Regions from separate parts of the Homo sapiens genome. Here region 1 is linked to region 2. Evidence: read pairs that join two places in POLR2A ChIA-PET (ENCODE). Cell type or tissue: Panc1. All regions are shown on one strand.

Region 1 (5,000 bases), 190 kb after region 2:
CCAGGTTCAAGCTATTCTCCTGCCTCAGCCTCCCGAGTAGCTGGGACTACAGGCGGGTGCCACCACACTCGGCTAATTTTTTGTATATTTTTTTAGTAGAGATGGGGTTTCACCGTGTTAGCCAGGATGGTCTCAATCTCCTGACCTTGTGATCCGCTCGCCTCAGCCTCCCAAAATGCTGGGATTACAGGCGTGAGCCACCGCACCTGGCCCTTGCCAGTAAAATGTTAAATGTATATTCCCTTTGACCTGGCAATCACACTTCTCAAATTCATCCTGCAGATATATTTGCCCACAAGGGAAATGACACGTACAGTGATTATACTGCAGCACTGTTTGTAATAGCAAAATATCAGCAGTAAGCTAGCAATCCATCAGTTTCACTACAGTTAAATGAAATAAGTTCCATCCCAACAAAAGGATACAATGAAACTATAATGGGAGCTAAGGGAGAAGAATGAAAGATCTCCATTCATTGTGGAGTGTGAAGAGCCAGGTGCAGAACTGTGTGTATGGGGACAACCTTTCATATAAAAAAGAAACAAGAGGAGGCAATTAAATTGATGTGTAGAGTCAATGCAATTCCAATTGAAATCCCATGAGATTCTTTTTTTGGTAAAAATTGATAAGCTGATTCTAAAATTCATCTGGAAATGCAAAGGACCTAAAATAGCCAAAATAACTCTGCAGAAGAAAAACAAAGTTGGAGGAAGAACACTACTTGATTTTGAAAGTTGTTACCAGCATGGGCTGAAGAACGACTAGTTAAGTACTATGCTGACTGCCTGGGGGACAGGATCGCTGGGACCTCAAGCCTCAGAGTCATGCGATTTACCCATGCAACAAAGCTGCACATATACCCTTTAGTCTATAATAAAAGTCAAAATTTTAAAAATAAAATAAATGTGAAATTAGGGCCAAAAAAGAGAAAATTGTTATAAAGCTATAGCAATCAAAACAGCATAGTATTGGCTTAAAGAGGGCAGATAGATCAATGGAACCTAATAGAGTCCATAAATAAATCCATACATCAATGGACAACTGATATTGAACAAGGTTACAAAAGCGATGAGGTAGAGAAAGGATGGCCATCTCAATAAATGGTGCCGGGACATTTGATATCCACATGCGAAAAAATGAACTTGGATCCCTACCTGGAACCCCGTACCTTGTCCTCACAAAAGATCTGAACAGATACTTCAACAGAGAAGATACAGGTAAAGCAAAAATGCACATGAGAAGATGCTCAACATCATTAGTCACTAGGGAAATACATGAGAAAACTTTTTGGTAGGCCAGGCGCGGTGGCTCACGCCTGTAATCCTAGCACTTTGGGAGGCTGAGGCCGGTGGATCACGAGGTCAGGAGATCGAGACCATCTGGCTAACACGATGAAACCCCGTCTCTACTAAAAATACAAAAAATTAGCCGAGCATGGTGGTGGGTGCCTGTAGTCCTAGCTAATCGGGAGGCTGAGGCAGGAGAATGGCATGAACCTGGGAAGCGGAGCTTGCAGTGAGCCAAGATCAGGCCACTGCACTCCAGCCTGGGCAACAGAGCAAGACTCTGTCTCAAAAAAAAAAAAGAAAACTTTTTGGGGTGATGGATTTTTTCCCTAACCCCAATTGTGGTGATGGTTTCACAGGTATACACATATGTTAAAACATATCAAATTGCACATTTTAAATGTGTACACTTTGTCATATATATTTTTTTCCTTTTGAGATGCGGTCTCTGTTGCCCAGGCTGGAGTGCAGGGGCACAATCTTGGCTCACTGCAACCTCTGCCTCCCAGGTTCAAGAGATTCTCCTGCCTCAGCCTCCTGAGTAGCTAGGATTACAGGCATGCGCCACCATGCCCAGCTAATTTTCGTATTTTCAGTAGAGATGGGGTTTTACCGTGTTGGCCAGGCTGGTCTTGAACTCCTGACCTTAGGCGATCTGCCCACCTCAGCCTTCCAAAGTGCTGGGATTACAGGCATGAGCCACAGTGCCCAGGCTGTTGTATATTATTTATGCCTAAAAAAAAAAAAAAAGGCCGTTTTAAGGGAAGGAATAAAGGAGGTAGATTTAGAGGAATATAGTCATATTTTCAACAAGAATCTCTAGATATAAAAGAGACTAGTAGGGCAGGCGCGGTGGCTCACGCCTGTAATCCCAGTACTTTGGGAGGCTGAGGCGGGTGGATCACGAGGTCAGGAGTTCGAGACCAGCCTGGCCAACATGGTGAAACCCCGTCTCTACTAAAAATATAAAAATTAGCCGGACGTGGTGGCAGATGCCTGCAATCCCAGCTACTCGGGAGGCTGAGGCAGAGAATCACTTGAACCCGGGAGGCAGAGGTTGCAGTGAGCCGAGATCACGCCACTGCACTCCAGCCTGGGTGACACAGTGAGGCTCCGTCTCAAAAAAAAAAAAAAAGAGACTACAGTTGTTATGAGGAGTGAGACTTTTAAATATTGAATTATCTTTTCATACTTTAAAAATATTGAACCATATGAATACATTTTCTATTTCAAAAATTAAACAATAAAAAATAGAAATGATTTTTAGGCCAAAGGGAGTAATCTGAGTTAATATTTTTCCTGCTTAAGTCACAAAGACTCCCAAACTGAAACTCGCCCAAGCCCACAAGCTTCTCCCTAGAGCAGCAACCCCAGCTCTTCACATTGTCCTCTTGGGTGACTGGCAGTGCCCAGAGATGGGGACTTCCTGTTCATGGCTATAGACAGAGTGGTGTGTTTTGTTAGGCCATTTATATGCAGACACATATTCTTTGCGCTCAGAAGAGTCTGGATAACATCTTAAAGTCGTGTCAAAACAGTGGAAAGCACCAATGGAATTTGAAAGAATGTTTTCAGAGTCAAAGACCAGTATGGATTTACCACTATATTGTCCAATTAATGATCAGCTAAGATGACCTCAGCAATAAGATGCATAGAAAGAAATAACTCTCATAGTTTTAAAATTATCAGGAATTTTGCTTCAAAACCTGAATCAAATAGCATGTATTTGTATTAACAAATAGTAATTTGTATTAATCAAATAGTAATGTATTAACAATATGAGAAAGGAAAATTTTAACATGGAGAGAAATTTAAACTTCCTGATCTAGGATGGTGGTTAAAATCCAAGGTGCTGGCCTGGCGCGGTGGCTCACGCCTGTAATCCCAGCACGCTGAGAGGCTGAGGTGGGTGGATCATTTGAGGTCAGGAGTTGGAGACCAGCCTGATCAACATGGTGAAACCCTGTCTCTACTAAAAGTACAAAAATATTACCCAGGCATGGTGGCGCATGCCTGTAGTCCCAGCTACGGGGAGGCTGAGGCAGGAGAATCGCTTGAACCCAGGAGGCGGAGGTTGCAGTGAGCCAAAATCACATCACTGCCCTCCAGCCTGGGGGACAGAGCAAGACTCCGTCAAAAAAAAAAAAAAAAAAAAAAAAAAAAAAAAAATCCAAGGTGCTCTGGCCAAGTTTAAGACATAGATTGTCTCACTCCAGATAACCGGTTTAGGATTTCCAGTTGGAAAGATGTCAATATTCCTTTGGCCCCTGATGCTGTGAGACTGTTGCAATTATTCTGGAAGGCTGTTGTAAGCCCTGAAATGTCTCCTTGTTTCTTTTCCATAAGAGGATTAAAGATATTGGATCTGGCTTGTGAAGTGAATGTGGGAGGGTTTTTTAGTCTAGCATTTCTCATCAGGAATCAATTCTCCCAGTTGACAAGAATCAACCTTTAGAATAGAGGTTGATTTGCCCACTGGGAGTCATCTTGCAGTTTCATTATAAAATGGTTCTGCTGAGCCAAGCTGCATAATGAATAAACCAGTCTATGGAAATGCTATAGGAGGTTTTCTATTACCATCCATTTGGGGGTTCCCACCTACCTTCAGCTTCCTTATTTAAATTTTGTGTGAACAACATAAAAACTTTGTGTTCATTGAAGAGTTTAATAAAAACAACACAAAGGACTGTTTCTAAAGGAGCTTTGAAAGTTCAAGATTCTAGAAAACTTATATCAAGATTTTATCACTGCAAACATCTTGAGTAAATAGAAACTCAAAAGAGCTCTTTTATATTCACTGTATTTGTCAAAGACTGAGCTATTTTATAGGATTTTGTGGCTTGGGGTGAAAGTATTTTTATGACCTGTTCTAACAGAAAAAAAAAAAAACCCAAACCTGATTAAGATATCATCAGCTGAGCTTCTGAGACCCCCCGAGACCCCTTGGAGCCTCAACTCCGGCCGGGCATGGTGGCTCACGCCTGTAACCCCAGCACTTTGTGGGACCAATGCAGGCGGATCACTTGAGGTCAGGAGTTCAAGACCAGCCTGTCCAACATGGTGAAACCCCATCTCTACTAAAAATACAAAAATTAGCCAGACGTGGTGGCAGGCGCCTGTAATCCCAGGTACTTGGGAGGCTGAGACAGGAGAATTGCTTGAACCTGGGAGGTGGAGGGTGCAGTGAGCTGAGATCATGCCATTGCACCCCAGCCTGGGGGACAGAGAAAGACTTCATCTCAAAAAAAAAAAAAAAAGTCTCAATTCCTATAAACTGATACATGATCGTTCTTCAAACTAACCAAGCGGACTTCATTGCTTTTAGAGGACACAATTAATTCTCTCTGAAAGTTTCCCCACCTCTATAGAGAAAATGTTTTTCTCTCTTTGACTCTGTCTTCACCTTTCTGAACAGCTATCCCAAACCCCACATCGTACCCAGATCAATTCAGTGAAAAAGCTAGCCTGGGCTAAAGTTAATTGTACCTTTAAAAAGCAATAGGGCTGGGCGCAGTGGCTCACACCTGTAATCCTAACACTTTGAGAGGTTAAGGTGGGCATATCCCTTGAGCCCAGGAGTTCGAGACCAACCTGGGCAACAAGGCAAAACCCCCAAACCCCGTCTCTACAAAAAAAAAAAAAAAAAAAAATTAGCCAGGTGTGATGGTGTGTGCCTGAAGTCCCAGCTACTTTTGAGGCTGAGGTGGGAGGATC
Region 2 (5,000 bases):
CCCACCCACCTGGGCCTCCCAAAGTGCTGGGATTACAGGCGTGAGCCACCACGCCAGGCCCATTTTAGATATTTTCATCCAAATGATCACAATTTTGAACTTTTTTTTTTGTCACAAAAGTGGTAAGTTTTAGTTATCTAGAAAACGAATCAATATAAATGTTTTCATGCCCTGATGAGGGGCTCAATTAATGAGGTCACAAGAAGTCTCTCTCTTGCATGCATTTAGATTATGAAAAAAACCAAGAGGATGAGACTTTTCTTTTTTGAGACACAGTCTCTCTCTGACACCCAGGCTGGAGTGCAGTAGCATGATCACAGCTCACTGCAGCCTTGATCACCTGGGCTCAAGTGATTCTTCCACTTCAGCCTCCCAAATAGCTGGGACTACAGGCACTTGCTACCACACCTGGCTATTTATTTTATTTTATTTTATTTTAAGAGATGGGATCTCACCATGTTGCCCAGGCTGGTCTGGAACTCTCGGATTCAAGCGATCCTCTCGCTTTGGTCTCCCAAATTTCTGGGATTATAGGCATGAGCCACCACTCCTAGCTGAGACTTTTCAAACAAAACTTCAGACTTTTCAAACAGAACTGGCCAGGCGCGGTGGCTAATGGCAAGGTGTGGTGGCTCACGCTTGTAATCGCAACACTCTGGGAGGCCGAGACGGGCGGATCCCTTGAAGTCAGGAGTTCGAGACCAGCCTGGCCAACATGGTGAAACCCTGTCTCTACTAAAAATACAAAAATTAGCTGGGCATGATGGCACGTGCCTGTAATCCCAGCTACTTGGGAGGCTGAGGCAGGAGAATCGCTTGAACCAGGGAGTCGGAGGTTGTGGTGATCTGAGATTGCGCCACTGCATTTCAGCCTGGCAACAGAGTGAGACTCCATCAAAAGAAAGAAAGAAGGAAGGAAGGAAGGAAGGAAGGAAGGAAGGAAGGAAGGAAGGAAGGAAGCAAGCAAGCCCCAAGGAGGGATGCAGAGCAAGATGGCCGAAGAGAAGCCTCCAGCAATTGTTCTGTTCATAGGAACGCCACATTTGCCAACTATCTACACTAAAGAGCACCTTCATAAGAACCAAAAATCAGGTTAGCAATCACAATACGTAGTTTTAAATTCATATCACTGACAGAGGCACTGAAGAGGGTAGAAAGGAAAGTCTTGAATCTCTGATGCCACCCCTCTCCCATCCTCTAGTAGTGGCTACTTAGTGCAGAGAGAGAAACTGTGTGCTTGTGGGAAGAGGAGTGCAGAGGCTGGGGCTTTGCATTAGAACTCAGTGCTGCCAGCACAGGGCAGAACTCAGCTGGTGCCTATGGAGGGAGCATTTAAACCAGCCTTAGCCAGAGGGACATTGCCCATACCAGTGGCTGGAATTTGAGTTTTGGTAAGCCTTGCCACCATGGGCTAAATGGCCCTGGGGTCCTAAATAAACTTAAAAGGCTGTCTAGGCCACAAAGGCTGCAAATCCCAGGCAAGTCCTAGTGCTGCGCTGGGCTTGGAGCCAGGGTACTGTGGGGGCACACAACCTAGTGAGACACTAGTCACGGGTGCTAAGGGAGTACTCCCCCAATCCCAGGCAGCACAGCTTGCAGCAATGAAAGTGACTCCTTCCTTCTGCTTGAATAGAGGAGAGGGAAGAGTAAAGATGACTTTGTTTTGCACCTTGGATACGAGCTCAGCTGCAGGATAGGGCACTGGGCAGAGTCGGGAGGCCCCTATTCCAGGCACTAGCTCCTGGATGACATTTCTAGACACACCTGGGCCAGAAGGGAATCCGCTGCCTTGAAGGGGAGGACCCAGTCCTGGCAGGATCCATCACCTGCTGACTAAAGAGCCCTTGAGCCCTGAATAATCAGCAGTGGTAGCCAGGTAGGATATGCTGTGGGCCCCGGGTGAGAAACTCTGAGATGTGCTGGCTTCAGATGTGACGCAGCATATTCCCAGCTGTAGTGGCTCTGAGGAGAGACTCCTTCTGCTTGAGAAAAGAAGAATAAAGGGGACTTGGTCCTGCAGCTTAGGTATCAGGCCTGCCACAGTGGAGAAGAGCACCAGGCAGCCTCTGGGGGTCCTCAATTCCAGGCCGTGGCTCTTGGACTGCACTTCTGGACCTAACCTGGCCCAGAGAGAAGCCCACTGCCCTGAAGGGTGAGTCCCAGGCCTGGCAGCATTCACCACAAGCTGACTGAAGAGCCCTTGGGCCTTAAGGGCACATTGGTGGTGTCCTGGCAGTCAGTCACCTTCCCTATGCACCTGTGGGAGTGGTGAGTGGTGGACACGGGGAGAGACTCCTCTGCCTGGGGAAAGGGGAGGGAAGAGTGGGAAGAGCTTTTTTATTTTTTTTTTATTTTTATTTTTTTTGTGGTTTCAGTGCTAGCTTAGCTGCAGTAGAATAGAGCACCAGATAGATTCCTAAGGTTTCCAACTCCAGGCCCTAGCTCCTGGATAGCATCTCTGGACCCACTCAGGGGATTTGCCACCCCGAAGGGAATGATACAAGGCTGGCTGGCTTCACCATCAGCTGATTAGAGAACTCTAGGGCCTTGAGCGAACGTAGGTCGTGGTTACAGCAAGCCTTGGGCAAGACCCAGTTCTGTGCTGGCTTTTGATCTGACCCAGTACCGTCCCAGTGGTGGTGGCCACAGGGGTGCTTGTGTCACCCCTCCCCTAGCTCCAAGCAGCTCAGCACAGAGAGACAGACTGTTTGTTTGGGAGAAAATAAGGGCAGAGAACAAGAGTCTTTGTCTGGTAATCTAGAGAATTCTTCTGGATCTTATCCAAGACACCAAGGCTTCTATAACTCTGCAAGAACCGTAGTGTTACTGGGCTTGGGGTAGCACCTAATGCAGATACAGCTGCAGTGACCACAAATGTAGATCACAACACCCAAGTCCTTTAGAATACCTGTAAAGCCTTCCTAAGAATGATGAATATAAAGAAACCCAAACTGCAAAGACTACAATAAATATCTAACTCTTCTATGCCTAGACACCAACAAACATACACAAGCATCAAGACCATCCAGGAAAAAGTGACCTCACCAAACAAACTAAATAAGGCACCGGGGCTAATCTTGGAGAGACAGAAATATGTGACCTTTCAGACGGATAATTGAAAATAGCTGTTTTGAAGAAACTCAAAGAAATTCAAGATCACACAGAGAATGAATTCAGAATCTTATCAGATAAATTTAACAAAGGAATTGAAATGATTAAAAAGAATCAAGCAGAAATGATGCCCCAGGAAATAAGTGTTCACTGAGATGAGAAAAGTGTGAAAACACTGAAGGGTTAGAAGAAAAGATAATCCAGATCTGTTGATCCCAACCTTGGCTGCACACTAGAATTACTTGAATTCTAATGTGAGCAGTTGTAAATCCTGATGCCTGGCCACACTAAACCAATCAAATCAGTAATTTTAAAACTCCACAGGTGATTCCAGTGTGCCTGCAGACTTGCCCACCACTGATCCAGAACAGCCCTCCACAAACCTTAACCTGCATATAAATCATTTTCATTTTTTTTTTTTTTGAGGCAGAGTATTGCTCTATCACCCAGGCTGGAGGGCCGTGGCACAATCTTGACTCACTGCAACTTCTGCCTCCAGGGTTTAAGTGATTCTCATGCCTCAGCCTCCTGAGTAGCTGGGATTATAGGTGTGCATCACCGCATCTAGCTAATTTTGATATTTTTAGTAGAGACAACATTTCACCATGTTGACCATGCTGGTCTCAAACTCCTGGCCTCAAATGCTCTTCCCACCTTGGCCTCCCAAAGTGCTGGAATTAGTGGCATGAGCCACCACACCTGGCCTAAGTCATTTGCATTTCTTTCTTTCTTTCCTTCCTTCCTTCCTTCTTTTGAGACAGCGTCTGGCTCTGTCTCCCAGGTTGGAGTGCAGTGGCTTGATCTCAGCTCACTGCAATCTCTGCCTCCTGCTCTCAAGCCATCTTCCCACCTCAGCCTCCTAAGTAGCTGGGATTACAGGCACATGCCACCACATCTGGCTAATTTTTATATATATATATATATTTGTTGTAGAGATGGGGTTTCGCTGTGTTGCCCAGGCTAGTCTTGAACTCCTGAGCTCAAGCAGTCTGCCAGCCTCGACCTCCCAAAGTGCTGGGATTGCAGCCATGAGCCCCCGCATCTGGCCAAGATGCCGCATGTCTAACAAGCTTCCAACTGCTGCTGCTCCTGGTCCAGGGACCATACTTTGAGGAACAAGCCTCAAGAAGGTAGGTGGCAGGCCAAATTGCAATTGATGAACAAGTAGCAGGATAGCAGGCAAGACTTTGAGAAGCATCTTCAGCACATTATTTTTTTATTGTGGGAAAATATACACAACACAAAATTTACCATCACAACCATTATTATTATTATTTTTTAATTTGAGATGGAGTTTTGCTCTTGTTGCCCAGGGTGGAGTGCAATGGTGCAGTCTTGGCTCACTGCAATCTCCACTTCCCAGGTTCAAGCTCCTGCCTCAGTCTCCCAAGTAGCTGGGATTACAGGCGCCCACCACTACACCCAGCTAATTTTTATATTTTTAGTAGAGACGAGGTTTCATCATGTTGGCCAGGCTGGTCTCGAACTCCTGACCTCAGGTGATCCATTCGCCTTGGCCTCCCAAAGTGCTGGGATTACAGGTGTGAGCCACTGCACTGGGCCTCATCTTAACCATTTTTAAGTATACAGTTCAATGACATTAAGTACAATCATGATTGTGCAACCATCACCACCATCCACCTCCAGAAATTTTTCATCTTCCCAAACAACAACTCTGTCCCCATTAAACACGAACTCCCTCTAACCCCTCTCTCTAGCCCAGCAGTCCCCAGTCTTTTTGGCACCAAGGACTGGTTTTGTGGAGGACAATTTTTCCACAAACCAGGGTGGGGGATGGTTTTGGGATGATTCAAGTGCATTACATTTATTGTGCACTTTGTTTCTATTATTATTACATTGTAATATATAATGAAATAATTATACAGCTC

Evidence for each region. ChIA-PET counts read pairs that join two places held together with the same protein. Peaks named below come from ENCODE experiments on the same cell type or tissue, not always from the same donor. Only the 100,000 strongest peaks of a DNase experiment are listed, where the experiment ranks them.
Region 1: POLR2A ChIA-PET joins it to region 2 with 8 read pairs; 5 of 35 experiments call an interaction of 5 or more read pairs at or near these places.

What each region holds. Positions count from the first base shown.
Region 1 is chr18:57,634,265-57,639,264 of GRCh38, reverse strand. All of the region lies in intron 1 of ATP8B1-AS1 (ATP8B1 antisense RNA 1), which reads right to left. Among named protein-coding and RNA genes, the nearest start is that of ATP8B1-AS1, 6.4 kb to the right of the region's middle. In Panc1, no CTCF peak of the experiment used is centred here; no DNase peak of the experiment used is centred here; H3K27ac peaks cover 673 bases.
Region 2 is chr18:57,820,962-57,825,961 of GRCh38, reverse strand. No RefSeq gene overlaps it. Among named protein-coding and RNA genes, the nearest start is that of ATP8B1, 20 kb to the right of the region's middle. RefSeq lists a silencer at 2,718-2,918. In Panc1, no CTCF peak of the experiment used is centred here; no DNase peak of the experiment used is centred here.